2 separate regions of the Homo sapiens genome follow, and region 1 is linked to region 2. The links are chromatin contacts, found by Hi-C or POLR2A ChIA-PET in ENCODE. All regions are on one chromosome and are shown on one strand. Each heading gives the region's core, a stretch centred on a gene start or an enhancer-like site at or near the end of the contact. The rest is flanking DNA. Distances are from core to core; before and after follow the strand shown. Region 1 overlaps LOC124904555 (a long non-coding RNA gene). Region 2 has its middle 5.8 kb from the start of LINC01348.

Region 1 (5,600 bases), core at 3,022-5,521, 400 kb before region 2:
ACCCAGTATTGGTCTTGGGGTAATATACAGGTATTCCTATGGTTTAAATGTATCCCTTCCAAAATTCAGGTGTTGCCAATGTGACAGTATTGAGAGATGAGGGCTCTAAGAGGTGATTAGGACATGCAGGCTCCTCCCTCTTGAATGGGATTAAGGTCCTTATAAAATAAGCTTCACACAGTGTTAGCTCACTTGCCCTTCAGCCTTCTGCCATGTGAAGACACAGCATTCCTTCCCTCTGGAGGACACAGCAACAAGGCACCATCTTGGAAACAGAGAGAAGCCTTTGCCAGACAACCAAACCCGTTGGTGCTTTTATCTTGGACTTCCCAGCCTCCAGAACTGTGAGAAAATAGCTTTCTGTTCTTTATAAGCTAGCTACTCGGTCTCAGCCATTTTGTTTTAGTAGCACAAACGGACTATTTTTGGTATTCTCTCAGGAATATTTCTCTGTATTCCATCAGCGAGCTACACATGCTTCCTGGGAGTTGATACGCATAGGAATAATAGACTCACGGTAGCAAACATTCAGTATCTGTTAAGTAAATGACTGAATGCATTAGTAAAATTTCAAGTGCTGCTTTTCTTTAAGTTAGGAACTGTTTCATTACATTGAAATCTCCAGCGGCTAGCACAATACCTATTGTAGATATCTAAGTTATGTTTGATGAATGAATGAATGGTCATAAATTTTGAATATTAAATTAGACATAATAAGAACAGTTTATCAACTCTAAAGCTTTTGAAAGTGCCCAGATAGTCTCTTCAGAATCACCACAAAATTATTTATCGGCCTCTTAATCCATAATTAAACGTGCTATACCTCTATTTTTTGAAAAATTACTTCTTCAATATTTTTTGTTTTTTTATCACTGTGACTATGAAAAGATTACTCAACTCTATTGATTGCCAATATAGAATAGTTCAGCTACATGATGATTTAATAAGGGTTTTATAGACTGGGAACTCAATTCTCATCTATTTACGATATTGTGTTCATGAGAAAAATGGATTCCAAGGTCTAAAACAGACTTTATCTAATGCTTTCTGAAAATACGATTCATTTAATAATATAGACACTTAAATGGATTTTATTTATTCTCAAATACATGGCATAACCTCAAATCTCAAAAAAGGTCATGGGGTGTCAGACCTCAGTATGATTTTCTGTCATATTTAAGTCAAGTGGCTTTTTTTCTTCCAAATTGCTCACCCCTACAACCATTCTTTTATACTTGTTGAATATAGATTTAATTATTGTCATATGCAGTGAGTCTCTGCTTTTTATCAAGTTTCCCATTCCTGGAAAGTTTATGACACAGTGAATTGACTCAAAGTAGATTATATTTTACCTTAGGAACAACAATAGAATTGAAGAGTTTTGTTCTTGATTTAACATCAAATAAATTTTAGATACAGCCATAATATGTCACAAAGGCAAAAACACAACAGTTTTAAACCTCTATAATCAATTACAAGAGTAAAATTAATGTCCAAGCCATTTAAAATGGGGTTAAGTTGATTATATGTTTTCTAATAAAAAGGGCTCTGTGTCTATGTGTGTGTGTGTCTATAAAATACAAATTTTCCTTGTTTTTCCACCTCTTCCTTGACGGTCCATTCTGTACACTGGCACCAGATTAATCTTTTACAGGTGAGACTCCAAGTTCACAAACCTTCCCCAGCTCACCTTCATTCACAGGGCCAAGTTGGAACCCTTAGCATAAAAGTTCCCCTCACAAGAGCCTCAGCTCCCTCCACACTTCTCCAACTCCTTCTAAATCCTCGCCTGCTGCTTAGCAAACTAGTTAACAGCTCCTGGCCCTTCACATGCATCCCCTCTCTTTCCCTGCCTTGATTCCTTGGTTCTCCTATCTGCTCAACCCGTGACCACCTCTCCACCACAGCAAATCCTGCTCGTCCTTCAAGACTCTGCCCAAGTCCTCTTAGGCCTCGCACACCATCCCTCTAGGCAAAAGGACTCCCCCTGTCCGACCCTAGAACACAGATTCAGCAGGGCATCATGGCTTGTGCTACCCAGGCTGGCTGGCTGAATCCCTCTGCCACCGTACTTCAGGAAGAAAGGGAGAAAACAAATTTACTGAGGACCTCCTATGTGTCAGGTACCCAGCCGAGCATTTTTATAAATGTTCTCTCACTCCTTACCAGGTGGGTACTGGCATTTTCATTTTGACAGCTGGGAACACAGAGAATAAATAACTTGTTGAAGTAACTCAGCTGAGAAGTGATAGGACCAGAATATAAGCCTGGAAAGGACACGGGAAGGATATAAAACTAAAAAATCAGGAGATCTCCAATTTAATTAACCTTTCTGAATCTCATTTTTTTTTTTCTCATTAACGGAAATGGCTAACAACACCTACCTCATGGAAATGTGCAAATTAACTGAGGACATTATTTTGAAAGGCTTTATCAGCTGTGGAGGTTTCTTTTCTCTTGGTGCCTAGCACACTCCAATGCTTAATAAATATTTGTTACTAGATTGATTTCTACGTCTTCTCTTAAAAGCTGCACTATCTGTTAGTCTCCCATGCCACGTCTCCCTGCTCTTAGCTGGTTACGATAATATTCGTGTACCCAACTTTGAAAAAGAAATCATGCCATGATTTGCTGAGAACCATTTCCAGGTCCAGCATGATGAGAGAGTCAACACTTACCTGCACACATTTGCAAATATTGCGTAATGTGCTCAGGAGAGAGAATTCCTCCCAGTATTTTTGTAACCTGTGTTCGGTGGTGCTAACTAATTCTAATGTGTAACATCAGTTTGCTTCTCCCCCTTGAAAGATAGCAACTGTCAATAATCATCACCGTGTCTCCCACTTGCAGAGCTCACTTAAACCGTCTAAAAACCCTTGATAGGGAGTGATATCAGCCTTTTCCCTCTGGACCAAGCTACCTAAGGAAAGCAGTATTGGTCTCATGCTAAGTCATTTGTTTTTGCTAAGAGTTTTATTGTTCCTTCACACGATAGTGATAACTGAGTTTTGGCTTCTAACTTATCTTTCCATGCCTTCTGAGTATTTGCACACTATATTTGGCATATTTCATGGTCTGTGCTTCTGTTCTTTATTTCGATTTTCAGTTTCCTCCTTCGCCCCTCCTTCTTTCCATGATTACCCAGCTGAGCTCCATGCAAACATGTCTTCTCTATTTATTCACATCACAATATCATTTTGACCCTCAGCTTTCCTATTTCATGTTTCAGAAATTTCCCCAAACAGTACTCCCTTGCCCTGGTGTAATTAGAGCTCCTATCTCTGAACCTCTAGAGTTACAACTTGCCCTGATCCACAGTTTCTTTCCTGCTTGTGAATTTCCTTTCCTCTAAGTAGTAAAATTAGTAACTCTTTGCATTTCTTAATTGTAGTTTCAACAGCTTGGATTCTTTTTGTAGGAAACTTGCTTACTCTTTGGAGCTCCTTTTCCACCACAACTAGGCCGTACAAAACCAAAGTTATTTTTAAGATGGAGTGGTCCTCAAAAATAGGCACCAACCAGTGCTTTTGTACATAAAGTCAATAACTTCTAGATATAGATTTTCTTTCTCTACCATACGCCCCTGCTCTATACAATTACCCAGTGATCAAAACAGAAACCTTAGCCAAACAAACGCATCCTATGGTGTGCAATGCTTTTCCTTTCTTATCCAATATACAAGGCTTTTTCACTCTGCCTAGTTCAACTCTTCATAAATATTAATCGGTCCCATTGATTCATCTTTCCATTTTACAGCCATTAATAGACACCTCTCTGGATGGACATCACATAGTTTATCCACTTTAACCAGGCTGATCGATTCTCTTTTCTGAAGAACGCTTGCTTTAGAGAAGTCAGGGAAACCAATTTCTCTTCTTGTTTTCTTTTACCAGTCTTCTGAAGAAGAGCCAAAGGTGAGAGGCGCTCTAACCCATGAGGCTTTTTTTTCCCCTTCCTTTCTGTCCTCACTCACAGCACCTCTTTCTTTGCCCCAAAGCGCTCCCGCCACATCTGTGCCCCAATACCACTTGTTACTTAGCATCCATGCTGGCTGGCTGCCGTGGCCACACTTACAGGTGGTGTGGGTGGGCACTGTTCTCGGTCCACACATCCTCCCCAAGAACCCTGTTGAATGGAGATGTGACAGGGCCAGGGGTCACTTAAAGATTGTTCACAGGCTGCTAACAGGCTGGGGGAACAGTGGGTCCAAGTCAGAGCTGCTCTTGCCGTGGGTGATGGCTGGTCTTCTTTGGTTAAGCTGACCCAGCACTGCTCAGCCAAGTCTCTCATGGTCAAGTGTTATTTCTTCCAGGTAGTGGCCCAAACAAACATTCTTGGAAGGCCACTTTCCTTTGTTAACTTTATTAACAGATAAGTCTCTAGTACGAAAGAGTTCTGGGGCCACCTGAGGCATAGGGACAGTTTCTGTGCTGCTTGAGAATAATCCCTTTGGGAGATCATTCGCTTAGCGGCCAGAGACTTGTGTGAGCCTGAGAGGTAATTAGGTTATAGGTGCCGAGCAGATCCACTTGTACCAGCTGTTCTGGAAGAGAAAGCAGATGTGTGAATGGAAGAAAGAGATGCATTCGAGGTTACAGAATGAAGGTCAGCGGGAAAGATGAGAATTCAGGATTCTCACTGATAGTTAGAGGTTTGTTGGTTTTTAATTCCCAGAAGAATCATGAAGAATGGATAGTAATAATAATACTTGACCCATGCACACTCTTTTATATACTAGACACTGTTCTAGTGGTTTAAATGTATTCACTTATTTGATCTTCATACCACCCATAAAAGTCCCCATTTAATAGATGAGGGAAAAGGACACCCACAAGTTCAGTAAGGTGGCCAGGGTCACACAGGGAGAAGGATGTAGGACCAGGACTCAAACCCTGGCAGTCGGGACCCATAGCCTTAACTGTGTGTGTGCGCACGTGTGTGTGAGAGAAAGAGACAGTGGGGTATGTTTCAAAGACAGACATGGAGGTGGTGCTATGCATATGGTTCATATGAGTCCCCTCCAAAGACTATTTCCAGACTAAATAGTGGCTCCAAAAGCTGACATTTACTGAGCGCCTATTAAATCTTCTCGAATTCTTACAATAATTCAGCAAGAATTTTCAGTTTTGAGGTGAGAAAACAGAGATTCAGAGAAGCGAAGCGAATTGGCCAAGATTACCCAGATAGTAAGGCAGATGGCGGACCAAGACTTGAGTCCAGAGGCCAAGCTCTTTGTGGCCCACCTTGTCTGGAGAGGGCCCCCTCACCTTGTCAAGTGTATGAGTCAATCAGACTATGAAGTAGCTCACAGAACTCTTTCATAAATTTGTTTGCATTTTCATTACACATATTATCCAAAAGAATCTTGTATCCTATGTCATCTGGCTGATAAATTTCTGATCTCACTCTATGGATCACTGGAAGAAGAGAATGGACTCCTCCTTGCTGATCATTTTTATGTGGAATATCAAACCAATGTTGTGGATTCATTGACATGCATATACTTCAGAACTAAAGAGAGAGCACAGTGATAGTCCCTGAATGCTTGCCCTAAGGAAGGAGCTTCCCCAAAATACAAGGCAAGAAGATGCTACACGGGT
Region 2 (5,397 bases), core at 941-3,440:
AACAGAGTGAGACTCCATCTCAAAAATAAAATAAAATAAAATAAAATAAAATAAAATAAAATAAAATAAAATAAAATAAAATAAAATAAAAAAGTTGTTCCTCCTCTCCTACCCTCCCCTCTAGCCAATCTCTGTCCCATTATGCATTTTTAGTGTCCTTATAGCATGTCACTCTCTGAAATGATTTCTTCTTAATTTTATGTATTGACTGTCTCCTATGTCTCCTATGAACACCATAAAGGCGGGGCCACATCCCCCTCATTTACCACTGGAATGGAACAATTCCTGGGCCAGAACAGGGTGCTTAAAAAGCATCTGTTGACCCCCTCCAAGAGTCCAGTAACTTCAAGCAAGCTGAGCAGGAGAGCACCAACACCTCTCGAGTTGCCAATGGCCAGTTTCAACACCTCAGACAGTGGGGCCCACGGCCGAGCTCCTGCCATTGCATCTGAGGCCTCCAGTGCTAAGGGAGAAGCCCTGGGCCTCTTCCACTTTTGGCCTCCTTCTCTGCTGGAGCTGCACCAATTTCCACAGGAGTTGGTGACGGGGCACGAGTTGGCCCCGGTGCTCCACACCCAGAGCCCTGGGCAGGAGAGCACCTTCTCCCTTTCTTGGCCTCACCACCAGGACCGGCAAGCTTTTCAATTCCCCCATCTGCAAGACAGGGACAAAGAATGCTTTGTCACCCCACCTACTTCTCACGGGTGTTATGAAACAACTATTTGCTCGGAAAACACTTTGAGCAACTTGGGGAAAGGTGCCCGGGGCTCAGATGACGCCTGTTGCATTTGATCCAGGCCAAGGAAGGACTGTGCCAACTAGTCATCCGGTCACCGCCGCACCCCCCGGAGGAGCAGGAGGCACAGCAGCTTCTCCTGTGTCTCCAAGCCTGTGTCACAAAGCCCGTTGGCCGTGCCGTGGTCCCAGAATCTACCCACAAGGTGTGTGTGTGTTCCTGCCATTGGCCGTGCCGTGGTCCCAGAATCTTCCCACAAGCTGTGTGTGTGTTCCTGGGGCTGCCTGAGCCACTGGTTTCAGCAGAATCTGAGCTCTCTATGGGCCTGGACAGTGGCCTCCAAACACCCAGCCTACCCTTAGCCAAGAAGAAGGGCCGAGGGTCACCTGGGGATAACATACCTGAGCTCCTGCCCTGCCGGGCGGGGCTGAGATTTTGCTGCCAGCATCGCAGGCAGGGAGCTGGGAACAAAGGCAAGTAGTCTTGGCTCCCCAGCCTCGGGAGGGCAGATCGTAACCTGCAAGCAGGCAGGTGCCTCCTGAGCCGACAGCAGTGGCAGCAGCCACCTCGTTACTATGACAACCATACTTGGCCACCATCACTCTGTCTCCAAGAGGGGCCAGCCCCAACCTTGACCACACAGGGTCACCCAGGGCTGCCCAAGGTGGAGAATGGAGAAGAACCCAGGCGAAGGCAGGCCAAGGGCCGATGGACACACCTCCCCTTTAGTCAACAGCTCAATCTAAGCTTCAGACTGGACATTCGACTCAAAGGTGGGACAGGCCTCTCTCTCTCTCTGCAGCATTCACCCCAGGCTGCTGCTTCAAGATAAACCCCTCTCCCTGCAGGTGACTTCAGCAAGGCCTTTAGCAGACAGTGAACAGCAGACAGCATGCATGTTTAATTATAACTCTCTTGCATAGGCAGGGCTGGCTATATACAGTATGTCTGCCTGTTACTAATTATATTTACTTTCAAACGAAGTGGGGGAGATCTTCTGAAGATGAGTCAGAAAACAAAAAAGCCCTTCGTTGTTATGAAAGCAGGGGAACGTCTCCTGAGAGCGTCTGAGCAGCACTGTCACTGCCTGACAATGGAAAACCTGAGCGCCAAGGCAGCCAACCCAGTAAACACTGCACGCTGGCTTTCCTGGCCCAGCGTCCCTTCGAGCCAGTGCCTGAACTGCATACCAAACCACAATCAATAGGAAAGGCGTTCTCCCTCCCGGACAGAGTGGCATTTAGAGCCTGGCTGGCTCTTCCTGCAAAGACAGGGCGACTCGGCGATCTGCTGTCACCTTAATTGGGAGGCAGCGTTCCAGTTGAAACACAGCAAAGGTTTTTTCCCTCATCAAAGGAGAAGCATTCTGACCAGATGGCTGAATTGAAAAGGCTTCATCCTCAGCCTCCACACAGCCAACGGTGTTATTAATAACAACACTGCGAATGCCACAAATCACATGCGAACACCTAGAAACCCAAAATAGTCACCACACGCAGAGCAGTTGTCCGCGCCTTGGCGGCGATTAGGTCATTGTACTAATTTCAGCTGGACGCAGCCTCACACACATATGTGGACTCACATCCGTGTCTGTCTGTGTGTTTGAGGTCTGCAAGGGTGAGGTGCCCGCGGTTGTTTGAGGGGAACTGGTCCCCAGGCCCCACTCAGCCATCAGCTGCCTCTTCTGAGAAGACTGCGTGGGCAGCCCTGCCTCCTCTCCACACAGACGCCAGAGTAAGCCCAGCCGAGGGTGACACATCCGCCCAGGAGAGCCATGCAAACTCATACTGTTCAGAATGGGTTTTCCAATCGTTTTCTAAACAGTCACACTTGTTTTGTTTGCTTTCTTCCAGGAAGGCTGCACTGTTTTGGAAAAGTAGGGGGAGGACATTTTTTTAAATGAGTTCACTTCCTGAGTCTTTAAAATATTTCCCTGTAGACAGAGTATTGGGAAGCTGTGGCCAGAGGACAGAGCGGTCTCAGGTGGGCGGCACCCGGAGTATGAGGATCAGAGCGTGTCCCCCCACGCGCACTCTTCACAAGCCGGGGAACTGGAGTTGGCAACGAGACAGCAAGGAAGGAGCTGGGAGAGCATCCCTTCCCAAACCCCCATCCCACTTCCCACCACCCTCCAAGAAAATGTTTCTAAAGCCAGGTTGGAATTTGGAATGGGTTTTCCTGTTTGTCCGGGCAAGGTTGAATTGTGAAATCACATTATTCAAAAGAGAAGAGAAACAGTAGATATGAGAGACTAGTCACTGGAGATTTTATTAGGAAGGAATCATGAGGGTAGCCAGCATGAGTCAAAGTGCATTATTTTACCCGTTACTCGTGGTCGCCCTATGAAGCAAATGGTGGTGAGCCTATTTCACAGGTAAGGCCCCGAGAGGTGAGGTGGCAATCCCAGGGGCCCTCTACCCACTCCCACAGACTAAGTCGGCTTCCCTGCTGGACACCTTAGCAATCTGCACCATTCCTTCATTGCTGGAGTCATCACTGGAAGTGAAAGTTATTTGCAGGGTGAGTTGGCCTATGTCTGTCACTCCCCACTAGAATGAAAACTCCATGAAGACGGGGCTTGTCTTGCTCACCAAAGTACGCAGACTGGGCACAGTGCCGTGAGCACAGTAGCTTTGAAATATGTATTTATTGAAGAGATTAAAAAAAAAAAGCCAGGCATGGTGGCTCACACCTGTAATCCCAGCACTTTGGGAGGCCGAGGCAGGTGGATTACTTGAGATCAGGAGTTCGAGACCAGCCTGGCCAACATGGCAAAACTCCATCTCTACTAAAAATATATACATATATATATATATATATGCACAGTGGCGAGCACCTGTAATCCCAGCTACTTGGGAGGCTGAGGCAGAAGAATCACTTGAACCCGAGAGGCGGAGTTTGCAGTGAGCCGAGACCACGCAACCGCTCTCCAGCCTGGGCAACAGATCGAGACTCCATCTAAAACAACAACGACAACAAAAACAACGACAACAAAACCCTCTTGTTCTAAAGGAAGAAAGAAGGCCCAAAAAGAGAAACATGGCAACGCCGAGCATGCCAGCAGAAACATAACATGACCCACTTCAAAACCAGTGCCACAAACCCTTCCAAATTCACAAAACACTGGGGCCTGGAGGGCCTGGTACCTGGGCAGTGAATAGGCCTTTCCACTTCCTATCGAGGCACTGGACGGTATGCATAGGGAGTGTCCCCCCACATGCAGCAGATGGGGTACGAGTGCCCTTCCGACAAATGGAGAATCAAAGACAGAGACAGCAGTGCTTTATCCTGAAAGTAGCTCGAACAGCAAGGGCAGAGCTTGGCATCAGATCTGTCAGCCCTGCCCATAATTCCCTGATCAGATCACAGATGGAAGCAATGCTCTAGTTTTCAGAGCAATGGTCCAAATTCTAGTTTTACCCCACAAAGATTACACCCAGCCTCAAAGTGTGGGGACCTGGTCACTGAGAAAGCCTCCCTTTTCCCACCCTGGCTCCCCCTGCTCCCCTCAAAGCCCCCAAGCTTCACTAGAGTGGGTAATGAGATGAGGAAGAAGAGCAGATGGAAGAGCAGGCAGAAAAGGAGGGCTGGAAAGAGGAAGGACCCTCCCACCACCTCACCAAACTGAAGGCTGTGCTCCCAGCAGGCCTGCTGGGGTCTTGTCTTCCATGTGTTTTAAGGCACAAGCATTTGTAAAGGCCTGTTGGCTCATTGTGTTCCTGGCCTTGTCTTAGCACTAGAACTCCTCAGGAAAAACACAGAGCCCTGCCCTCGAAAGGCTTCCAGTCTCACAGCAAACCAAACAGTACAGCTTAGAGGTCTCCAGGCACAAAGGCTGCTTGCCATTCCTGGCTTTTCCATTCTCCCAAGTCCGGGTGAGGAAGTTGTGCTGTTCCAGCCTCAAACCAAGCCAGGCACTCCCTTTGGGCCTCTTAATTTCTGAATTCTGCTGGGTCAAGGTTTATGAGAAAGTGGATGCAGTCATTTCTAGGAGAAACAGAAGTGGGGAACTTGTAACACATCACCCCTAAGGAGACCACACTTGGTTCCTGGGTCACACCGAGTACATGGGGACAGTTTGACTCATCACATCTCCTTTCCTCTGGTAAGCGGCCCTCTGGAGCTGCGGCATAAATGCTGAGCCCAGGGCCCAGAAGAGTCAGGACTACCCTGTGGGCACCGTGTGTAACACACACCAGAAAATGCCCGAGACCCACGGCACGCGACTTAGCAGCTGTCACGGAGCACGAGAAAGCGCGCCTTCCACCATGAATTCTCTCTAAAAGCCATCTGACTACAGCAGCTCAGATGACTTTGTTCTTAGTGTTACATTTTAACTGACAAAGTTTAACAACAACTATGACTTACGGCCTTCTAAAATTGGCAGCAAAACAGGAAAAAACACAAGTGAAGCCACTCAGTACCATGCATGATTTCTGTTGTTTCTGAGCATGTGTGCATGTGTATATGTGTGTGTTATGTGTATGTGCATATGTGTATGTGTGTATGTGTGTAGGAATGTGTTGTGTGCTATGCGTGTATGTGTATGTTATGTGTGTGCTTGTGTGTTATGTGTATGAGTATGTGTGTATGTGTGTTATATGTGTATGTGTGTGTTGTGTGTATGTGTGTGTAGGTTATGTATGTGCTATGGTTGCATG

Evidence for each region. Hi-C counts contacts between places; a loop is a spot of excess contacts on that map. ChIA-PET counts read pairs that join two places held with the same protein, here RNA polymerase II (POLR2A). Pooled maps may share reads with other maps.
Region 1: a loop to region 2 is called in a map of prostate gland, with 4 times the contacts of the local background. The contact joins two enhancer-like sites. A Hi-C loop is called at or near these places in 1 of 168 maps with a recorded cell type or tissue (prostate gland) and 8 of 50 pooled maps. POLR2A ChIA-PET finds 5 or more read pairs at or near these places in 2 of 52 experiments (MCF 10A and PC-9).

What each region holds. Positions count from the first base shown.
Region 1 is chr1:234,668,448-234,674,047 of GRCh38, forward strand. LOC124904555 (a long non-coding RNA gene) reads right to left here. Exons shown (of 2, transcript XR_007066952.1): 2 at 2,955-4,543. Among named protein-coding and RNA genes, the nearest start is that of LINC00184, 42 kb to the left of the region's middle. Within about 2 kb of position 4,272, at least 3 of the 41 ENCODE cell types and tissues checked have a DNase peak (open chromatin) inside an H3K27ac peak, as active enhancers do.
Region 2 is chr1:235,072,966-235,078,362 of GRCh38, forward strand. No RefSeq gene overlaps it. Among named protein-coding and RNA genes, the nearest start is that of LINC01348, 5.8 kb to the left of the region's middle. RefSeq lists an enhancer at 2,306-2,555. Within about 2 kb of position 2,191, at least 34 of the 41 ENCODE cell types and tissues checked have a DNase peak (open chromatin) inside an H3K27ac peak, as active enhancers do.